Linked DNA regions of Homo sapiens: region 1 is linked to region 2. Evidence: chromatin contacts called from ENCODE Hi-C or POLR2A ChIA-PET data. All regions are on one chromosome and are shown on one strand. Each heading gives the region's core, a stretch centred on a gene start or an enhancer-like site at or near the end of the contact. The rest is flanking DNA. Distances are from core to core; before and after follow the strand shown. Region 1 has its middle 8.6 kb from the start of GLIS2. Region 2 holds the start of DNASE1 (deoxyribonuclease 1).

Region 1 (4,631 bases), core at 861-3,360, 650 kb before region 2:
CCCCAAGAACCTGTCCTGCAAAGCCTAAAATGCTCAGCTTTTGGAAGTCTAGAGACTGGGTCCTGCATTCCAGGGCGGGGACGGGATGGGGCGCCTGGGCTAGGGGGGAGAGTTCTATCAGAGGTGGGGATGTCCCTGGTGGCAGCGCTGTCACCCTTGGGCTCCTTCATCAGAGGCTTGCTTCATGGAAGCCATGTGAGCTATGCAGTTGCACAGGGCTGGCCCTTAGAAGGGCCTGAGTGTGGCTGAATGTTCTGCTGTCACCGTCTTGAAATTCTTAATCATTTTAGAACATGGCCCGCGAATTTTCATTTTACATTACGCAGCCTGTCCTGCCTTCATGGTTTCGTTTCTCCTAGCATGTAGCTTCTCCCTCCCATCAGTGTGGCGCACAGACCCAACCTTCAGCCACATCCAGCAAGACAGGAGTGCCTTAGGTAAGCCTCATTTCCTGAAAGGCCGTGGGAGACATGCACCTGCCACCCCAACCCAGCAGGACCAACCTTTCTGGAAAACCTGAGGCCGGCTGTGTGACGTGGGTGAGTCACTCAACTGCTCTGAACTTCTCGGTATCATAATATTGCACAGATCCTTGGGAAGTTTAAAAGAGGTAGTTTTGGGCTGGGCCTGGTGGCTCATCCCTGTAATCACAGCACTTTGGGAGGCCAAGGCAGGTGGATCTCTTGGGGTCAGGAGTTCAAGACCAGCCTGGTCAACATAGTGAGACACGGTGTCTACTGAAAATACAAAAATTAGCTGGACATGGTGGCACACGCCTGTAATCCCAGCTACTCAGGAGGCTGAGGCACGAGAATCGCTTGAAACCAGGAGGCAGAGGTTGCAGTGAGCTGAGATTGCACCACTGCACTCCAGCCTGGGTGACAGAGCGAGACGCCATCGCAAAATAAATAAATAAAAAGTAAAAAAGGTAGTTTTGGTTGGGCACAGTAGCTCACGCCTGTAGTTCCAGCACTTTGGGAGGCCGAGGCAGGAGGATTGCTTGAGCCCAGGAGTTCGAGAACAGCCTGGGCAACATACTAAGACCCTGCCCCATCTCTACAAAAAATTAAAAAATTAGCTAGTTGTGGTGGTGCATGACTGTAGTCACAGCTACTTGGACAGCTGAGGCGGGAAGATTGCTTGAACCCAGGAGGTGGAGGCTGCAGTGAGCCGATTGTGCCACTGAACTCCAGCCTGGGGGACGGAGTGAGACCCAGTCTCAAAAAAAAAAAAAAAAAAAAAAAGGCCGGTCACAGTGGCTCAGGCCTGTAATCCCAGCACTTTGGGAGGCTGAGGTGGGCGAATCGCTTGAACCCGGGAGGCAGAGGTTGCGATGAGCCCAGATCACGCCATTGCACTCCAGCCTGGGCAACAGAGCGAGATTCCAACTCAAAAAAAAAAAAAAATTTAAGATTATTGCAGGGCTGGGTGCGCCGTCTGACGCCTGTAATCCCAGCACTTTGGGAGGCCGAGGCGGGCAGATCACGAAGTCAGGAGTTCAAAACCAGCCTGGCCACCATGGTGAAACCACATCTCTACTAAAAATACAAAAATTAGCCAGGCGTGTTGGCGCGCACCTGCAATCCCAGCTACTCGGGAGGCTGAAGGAGGAGAATCGCTTGAACCTGAGAGGCGGAGCTTGCAGTGAGCCGAGATCGCGCCATTGCACTCCAGCTCTGGGCGACAGAAGACTGTCTGACGGGGTAGGGGAAAGATTGTTGAAGGCGCTAACTTGGAGGGAGAGGAGTCCGCCCGGGATCCCTAAGGACCTGCCCCGGGGAGGAGGAGCCGTCCCTCCCTTGGCCCCTCCCCTCCTGCCTTCCGAGGGAGGAGACCCCCCCAGGGCAGGAACGAGGGGGCGGAGAAGCGCGAGCGACACATTTTTGAGTCGTGACCAAGTGGAAACTCCCTCCCCGAGGCGGAAGCTGGGGGCGCCCCACTGGGGCCCAAGCCTCCGCCGGGGCGGGATTCCAAGCCAGGGGCGGGGCGCCGCCGGTGACCCGGGCCCCGCCTCTCGCCCGCCTCATGAATATGAACAAGCCGGCTGGTGAGCGGAAGTGCGAGGCGGCCCCAGGCTGGCTGGCTCTGCCGCTGAGAGGGGGGCGCGAGTCCGGGGGGCGTGGCCTGGCTCGGACGCCCCGCCCCTACCCCCACGCGGGGCCTCCTTCCGGCCGGCGCGCCCCGGACGTGACCTCGCGGGCGCGCGCCGGGAGCCGCCAGACTGGGCGCCGACAGCATCCTCCGGGGGTAGGCGCCCACAGTCATTCTTTCCATCGCTGCGGACACGGGAGTCAGAAGTGAAACAGTCCTGTCCTCGTGGGGCTTACGTTCCAGGCGCAAGAGCCACAGGTAGTCGAATTGGGAAACCGCCTCGGATGTCACATAAGCGCCCAGGGAGGACAGGGCAGGACAGGGCCTCCCTGGGGAGGTGACTTGAGTCAAGACTCAAAAGAGGGAAGCGAGGGAACAAGCCATGCGAGGAACTAACGAAGGAACATTCCAGAAAGATTTCACATCCCAAGCCTAAGGTCCAGGGGCAGCAGGCATTGAGGCGGATGTGGCTGGAGTGGAGAGAAAGAGGAATTAAAAGGATGGAGTAATGACAATAATGGCTCACATTTTTTAGCAAGAGGTGGGTTCACTACCTATCTGTCGTTATCTGGGGGGAAATTAGGCTCTGGGAGGTCAAATAACTTGCCCAAGGTCACACAGCTTGTAAGTGGCCAGACCAGCATTGGAACCCAAGGGGACGGATGTCTGAAACACACCCAGGAGTCCCAAGGTGGGATGACCTTGACCAAGACAGGCCCTTTACCCCTTGCCTCAGTTTCATCCCAAAGAGCTGCCCAAACACAGCTTAAAATCAGGGCACAGAGCAAGGGTGTAGCTGAGTGTGCGTAACATCTGTTCTCCTGGGAGATGCTTTTGTTGTCTGGGAAGCACTTGTCACCTCTCCAGGCTCTGGAGCAGGTACAAGTGGCTTCGGGGAGAAAGGGTGGGAGCCGGGAAGAGGCTGCTTCTGGTGGCAGGAGGAGAGAGGGAGTGGGTGAGGGGCCCCGGGCTGGCTGAGTGCTCTGGAGCATGACAAAGGCAGTGTCAGCCAGGCAGCTGTGTCCGCCACTAGCAACCGCGCAGGCAGCATCCCCCGCCATCCCTCTGAGCCTGGAGAGATTGAAACACACACAGTCAGCGTGCCTGCTGCCCAGGTGAGGTGCAGAAGGCCTGGGGGTTGCCAGTCTGGGCTCTGCCGCGAGAAAGTGGCTTTTCTGCAGCCGGAAGCGGGGAGGAAGTGTTTTCACCCTTCTACAAAGCTCTGTCTCTGCCTCTGGATCCACGGTGCTGCAGGCCTGAGGGCTCTCATGGGTACGGGCCTGGTGAGTAATCTAGAATTTGCCCCTTCCCCAGCCTGGTGCAGCCTCTAGTCTCGGCCTTCACGCTCTGCTGTAAAATGAGGCTGGGTCAGGAGTGGGACCCATCCTCCGTGTTTGAGGAGCTGGGCTATTACATGAGCCCCTACCTGAGGTCGCCAGCGAGTCAGAGGTCCTGGTGGGACCAGACCAAAATGGAACCTACTATCGGGCCCATTTTGAGAGGGAGACAGAGAGAAGTTAAAAGTACATGCACACACAGCTCTAAAGTAGCAGAGATGGCATTCAAGTCCAAAGCCTTTGACTCCAGGACGGGCACAGTGGCTCACACTTGTAATTTCAGCACTTTGGGAGGCCGAGGTGGGAGGATCTCCTAAGCCCAGGAGTTCAAGACCAGCATGGGCAACATGGTAAGACCCTATCTCTATTAGCGGGGCGTGATGGCACATGGCTGTAGTCCCAGCTACTCTGGAGGCTGAAGCAAGAGAATCGCTTGAACTTGGAAGGCAGATGTTGCAGTGAGCTGACAGAGCAAGATTCCATCTCAAAACGAACAATCAAACACTAGTCTTGCCCGGCGAGGTGGCTCAGGCCTGTAATGACCAGCCTGGCCAACATGGTGAAACCCCTTCTCTACTAAAAATACAAAAATTTGCTGGGCATGATGGCAGGCGCCTGTAATTCCAGCTACTTGGGAGGCTGAGGCAGGAGAATCCCTTGAACCTGGTAGGTAGAAGTTGCAGTGAGCCGAGACCGTGCTATTGCACTCCAGCCTGGGCAACAAGAGTGAAACTCCGTCCCCAAAAAGAAAAAAACACTAGCCTCAAGCCACAGCCATGTCTCCAACCTTCCCGGCCAGGTTTCTCAAAAGAGGGGGCTACCTGAGGTCACCCACTCCTGCCGAACTCCAGGTGGGCTTCCTCATCCCTTGCTCTATCCTAAACTGTTCCTTAAGTGACAGTTCACACCCTGACGTCTTCCAAGCTGAGACCCCACCAGCAGCTAGCTTTTCCTTTGTGGTTCCACCCACCTCCTAAATCCCTTTAGCAGCCGGGTGCGGTGGCTCGCGCCTGTAATCCCAGCACTTTGGGAGGCCGAGGCGGGTGGATCACGAGGTCAGGAGATCGAGACCACGGTGAAACCCTGTCTCTACTAAAAATACAAAAAAATTAGCTGAACGTGGTGGCGGGCGCCTGTAGCCCCAGCTACTCGGGAGGCTGAGGCAGGAGAATGGCATGAACCCGGGAGGCAGAACTTGCAGTG
Region 2 (4,404 bases), core at 84-2,583:
AGGTCCCCACCCTTGGGGCCCAAGTGAAGTGAGGCTGTGCCGTGGACGAGATGTCACCTTCCTATGACCCTGCCACTGTCACCCACTGATTGAGGTTGTCCAGCAGCTTCCCCACGGCAGTCAGGTGGCTGTCTCTGACCTCCTGGACCAGGGCGATGTCATAGCGGCTCAGGATCTGGGGGCAGGGCCACAGTGGTGCTGAGCAGGGCTGGTGCCACCCAGGGACCCTACAGCGCCACAAAGGGAGCCACAGCTGATGCTCGTGGCATTGCTCGGTTTAACCGCAGCCTCATGTTTCTGCCTGGGCTCCTGCTGCCAGCCAGGGACAGCACAGCAGGGATGAGGACCTTGGTCCACAGCCAAGAGCCTGTTCCACCGTGCTGGGAGCAGTGGTGCTCAGTACCCCACACCCGACACCCTGTGGCTCCATAGGGCTGGCCCTGCCCACCAGCCCTAGACTCCAGAGCTCCTCTGCTTTTGGGGGGAGGCTGCCCTGGCCTCACCTGCACAATGTAGCTGACGAGGGTGGCATTGGACATCTTGGTCTCCCCAAATGTCTGGATGTTGAAGGCTGCGATCTTCAGGGACACGGCCCCCTGCAGTAGGGCCGCCAGTGCCAGCAGCGCCCCCAGCAGCTTCATGCCCCTCATCCTGGGAGAGCACAGGGCACAGAGACATAACAGAAGTGAGACGTCATCCCTGCCACAGCACTCCAGCCTTCTGGAGCCCAGCTGGCAGGGGCTGGTGGAGCTCAAGGTCAGGGGGACGCAGGCGGGGGAAACCCTTTCCTACAACGTCCAGAAAGCCAAACAGCTGGCACCACGTAGAGGACCCCGAGTCACTCCTCCATCCACCAGAAAACCCGCCCGGGAGGGACGCTGGAGCCTCCGCCTCACTCGCTGCTGGAGGATGAGACTCTAAGCCTCCCTCCCTGCTCCAAACCGGCCAGTCACCCAGAGGCACTCCACCTGGTGCTCACCTGAGATGATGGTGATGTCCTCAGAGATGACGAGAATGCTGTCAAGAATCTGGAATATCCTTTGATGACAATTTTCTCCTTTTGCTGCTTAAAGAAAAAAAAGTAGTCTATGAAGAAAGGTCTCTGAAGAAGCACTTCAAGGCCCTGGCAGTGCTGCTGGGCTCCGGATCCTGCACAGGCAGTGCGTGTCTGGGAGTTTTAAAAGTTCAGGCAGCTGTGACCTTCCCTGGGGCAAATGTGAGCCGTCACCTGAGAGTGCAGAAAACAATGGCTCTGTGTGGCTTTCCGCATAGGTGGGTTGCTAGCACGTGTTTCTTTCTGTAAGCACAGGTTTCTTGCTGCTGTAAAAACTGCACCTGATAATCACGTTTGCACTTAGTTTTAAAATGTCTGATAACAAGGCCAAAGGTTCCTATCCCGTGTCCCTTGCACGTGTGGTGGCCCCCATCTTCCAGGATAGGGCAGGGATGGGCCAGGTATGTGCGGGAGGGTGGGGCTGGGCTCCAGTCTCCCTGTCTCTTGTCTGGGGGCCCCAAGGTCACTTTGGACAAAGAGGCCAAAGCCACATCCAAAGTTGCAAATGGAGCCCCCTGGTGGCTGACAGCCATGACTGCTCTGTGGCCCAGGACACGCCTGCCTTCCTGATTCATCGCCATCAGGTGCAGGCAACTCTGCAGGAGGCTGGGGAGCTCGGAACAAGCAGTGGTGGGGGCCTGCAGCACCAGCGCCGTGGGGCCAGGACAGGTGGGGCCTGCAAAGCCCACCCCAATTGCCAGCCAAGCAGTGGGGAGCCTTCTTGAGGTAGACAATAGGCTGTGTGTTTAGGCCCAGGGGATCCCGAGTGACCAGGTCACAAGGGCAGGGCAGCAGCTAAAGGCCAGGCCTCAGGTCCAGTAATTTCTTGGTTCTTTTGTTTTGGGTTTTTATTGTTTTTGAGACAGGGTCTCACACTGTGTTGCCAAGGCTGGAGTGCAGTGGCACAATCATGGCTCATTATAGCCTCAACCGCCAGGGCTCAGATAATCCTCCCTCCTCAGCCTCCTGAGTAGCTAAGACTATGGGTACGGCACCATGCCTGGCTAATTTTTAAATTTTTTTGGTAGAGATGGGGTCTTGCTCTTTTGTCCAGACTGGTCTTGAACTCCTGGCTTCAGGCAATCCTCCGGCGTAGCCAGGACCACAGGTGCATGCTACCATGCTCAGTTTTTTTTTTTTTTTTTTTTTTTTTTTTTTTTTTTGAGGCGGAATCTTGCTCTGCTGCCCAGCCTGGAGTGCAGTAATACTATCTCGGCTCACTGCAACCTCTGCTTCCTGGGTTCAAGCAATTCTTCTGCCTCAGCCTCCCGAGTAGCTGGGATTACAGGCACGCACCACCACACCCGGCTAATTTTTGTATTTTTAGTAGAGACAGGGTTTCACCATGTTGGTCACACTGGTCTCAAACTCGTGACCTTGTGATCCGCCTGCCTCGGCCTCCCAAAGTGCTGGGATTACAGGCGTGAGCCATCGCACCCAGCCTATTTTTTAAGTTTCTCACAGACACAAGGTCTCCAAGTCCTGAGCCCAAGCAATCTTCCCGCAAATGCTGGGATTACAAGTGTGAGCCACCGCACCCCGCCACTCATTTCTTGGAATCTTTGACTTTCCATTCGTATTCATTTCCTGAGACTGGTGAAACTACCACAAGTTTGGTTGCTTAAAATAACAGAAATGGATCCTCTCAAAATTCCGGAGACTGGACGTCTGAAGTCAGGGAGTCAGTAGGACCTTGCGCCTCCTGGAGGCTCCGGGCGGTTGGGGGATGCTCCTTGCCCTCCAGTTTCTGCAGGCTGCCAGCAATCCTTGGCTTTCCTTAGTTGTGGCTGCATCACCCCAGTCTCTGCCTCTTCTTCTTAAGATCTGTGCACCTGCATTTGGGGTCCTCCCAGAGAGCAGGGAGGATGTCCTTATCTCAACAGCCTTTACTCACATCTGCAAGTCCTTTTTTGCTACAAAAATCAACATTCAGAGGTTCCAGGGCTAGGGCACAGCTATCTTTTGAGCCACCCCTGGGTCTTGCCCACTTGGAAGGGGCTGTGCTGGCCCTCCAAGGACAGCCCTGCACGTAGCATCTGTGGTCCCCCTGGGGGAGGAGGGCCTGGAAGGCTTGGCAGAAGTCCAGGCGGGATTCAGGTATGAGAACTGCAGGAAATGAATACAAATGGGGTCTGCAGGAGGCCTCAACGGCAAGAGTCAGCAGGGGCCAAGGTCGAAAGTCAGGAAAGTGCTCGGTCTGGCCAGCTGGCCATGAAGCAGAAGGCAGGCCCAGTGGGGACTAGAAACAGGAAGGTAAACCACCCTCCACAAGACTGGCACCCCATTCCATAAAGACACGCCAACAGACGCCTCTGGCTGGCAGCACTGGTGCACTCATCTGTCCCTCCTATTGAGACGGCGTCTACCAGATGGAAACACCACCACTCCTCAGGCTGCCAGAGGCCCCATTGCAGGCTTTTCCAAAGGTTTCAGCAATGGTTCTTCCCTGTTTTTAATCTCTAAGTCTAGGACAGCCTCCAGCACGTCAAAACCCAGCCCCCAAGCAAGGCCACCGGAGTATTCGGTGTAGGGACTAGTCCTCTGCCTTTGGTGTTTGCCTTTCCTGGACACACATCTGACAGCGACCCATCACGGGGAAGGGAGTAAAGCTAGAGGGCGGCCACTGTCCTCCACCAAGAAACTGCCTGGTGCAGCTTCCGGCGGGGCACAGGGACACCAATTATAGCTCACAGAGCAAGTGCCCAACCCCCTACGTGTGCTCAGCACGTGGGACGAGGGTTCCCCTCTGGTCTGTCATCCCCTCCTGGCTCTTGACCAAATGCTGCCCCATCTGCTTTCAGGAACTCCCAGGCATAGTGCCCCTGCTTCCTCTACCTGCCAGAAGGAAGGCTGGAACTTGGGCCTCGCTTGTACAAATGGCGAGTGCTGCCTGCTGTGTGGCTGCCCTCAGGACGGGCTTTGGTGAGGGCAGCACAGCCCTGGAGGAGCCTGGTCTGACATGGGGCCCGTCTGGGATCACTGTTGGGCCTTCAACCGTCTGGAGCCTCTATGTCTTCCTCTGATAGATTCCCAGAACAATCATTTCACCTTCTAAGAAGCCATCCTGCCCCTGCAGCCTGTGGCTTGTGGAGTCTCCAGCACTCTCACTTCTCCCTCGTGGATCTCTTTTCTGTCTGTGTCAGTCAATGCTGCCATGTAACAGCCACCTGCAAACTCAGTGTATACACATGCATTTCTCTCACACTGCCAGGTCTGCTGGGGTGGCTCTGCTGCCTGGGCCTCGTCCTGGGGCTGGGCTGGAGAGACTGCAGCTCCCTGGGCACCCTCTTCCCACAGTGTGGAAGGTGGAGGCTCCCAGGGCACAAGCAGAACACGTGCCGCCCTAAGGC

The links. Hi-C counts contacts between places; a loop is a spot of excess contacts on that map. ChIA-PET counts read pairs that join two places held with the same protein, here RNA polymerase II (POLR2A). Pooled maps may share reads with other maps.
Region 1: a pooled map shows a loop between it and region 2 (2.9-fold over the local background). The contact joins the enhancer-like site here to the promoter of DNASE1 in region 2. A Hi-C loop is called at or near these places in 2 of 50 pooled maps. POLR2A ChIA-PET finds 5 or more read pairs at or near these places in 4 of 52 experiments (H1, HepG2, activated B cell and 1 more).

The regions. Positions count from the first base shown.
Region 1 is chr16:4,305,175-4,309,805 of GRCh38, reverse strand. No RefSeq gene overlaps it. Among named protein-coding and RNA genes, the nearest start is that of GLIS2, 8.6 kb to the left of the region's middle. RefSeq lists an enhancer at 3,983-4,495. Within about 2 kb of position 2,110, at least 35 of the 41 ENCODE cell types and tissues checked have a DNase peak (open chromatin) inside an H3K27ac peak, as active enhancers do.
Region 2 is chr16:3,651,620-3,656,023 of GRCh38, reverse strand. It overlaps DNASE1 (deoxyribonuclease 1), which reads right to left and starts at 1,333. Exons shown (of 9, transcript NM_005223.4): 1 at 980-1,333; 2 at 504-651; 3 at 87-175. The coding sequence starts at 650. It overlaps LOC124903631 (a long non-coding RNA gene), which reads left to right. Exons shown (of 2, transcript XR_007064954.1): 2 at 1-4,404. RefSeq lists enhancers at 101-628, 629-1,156.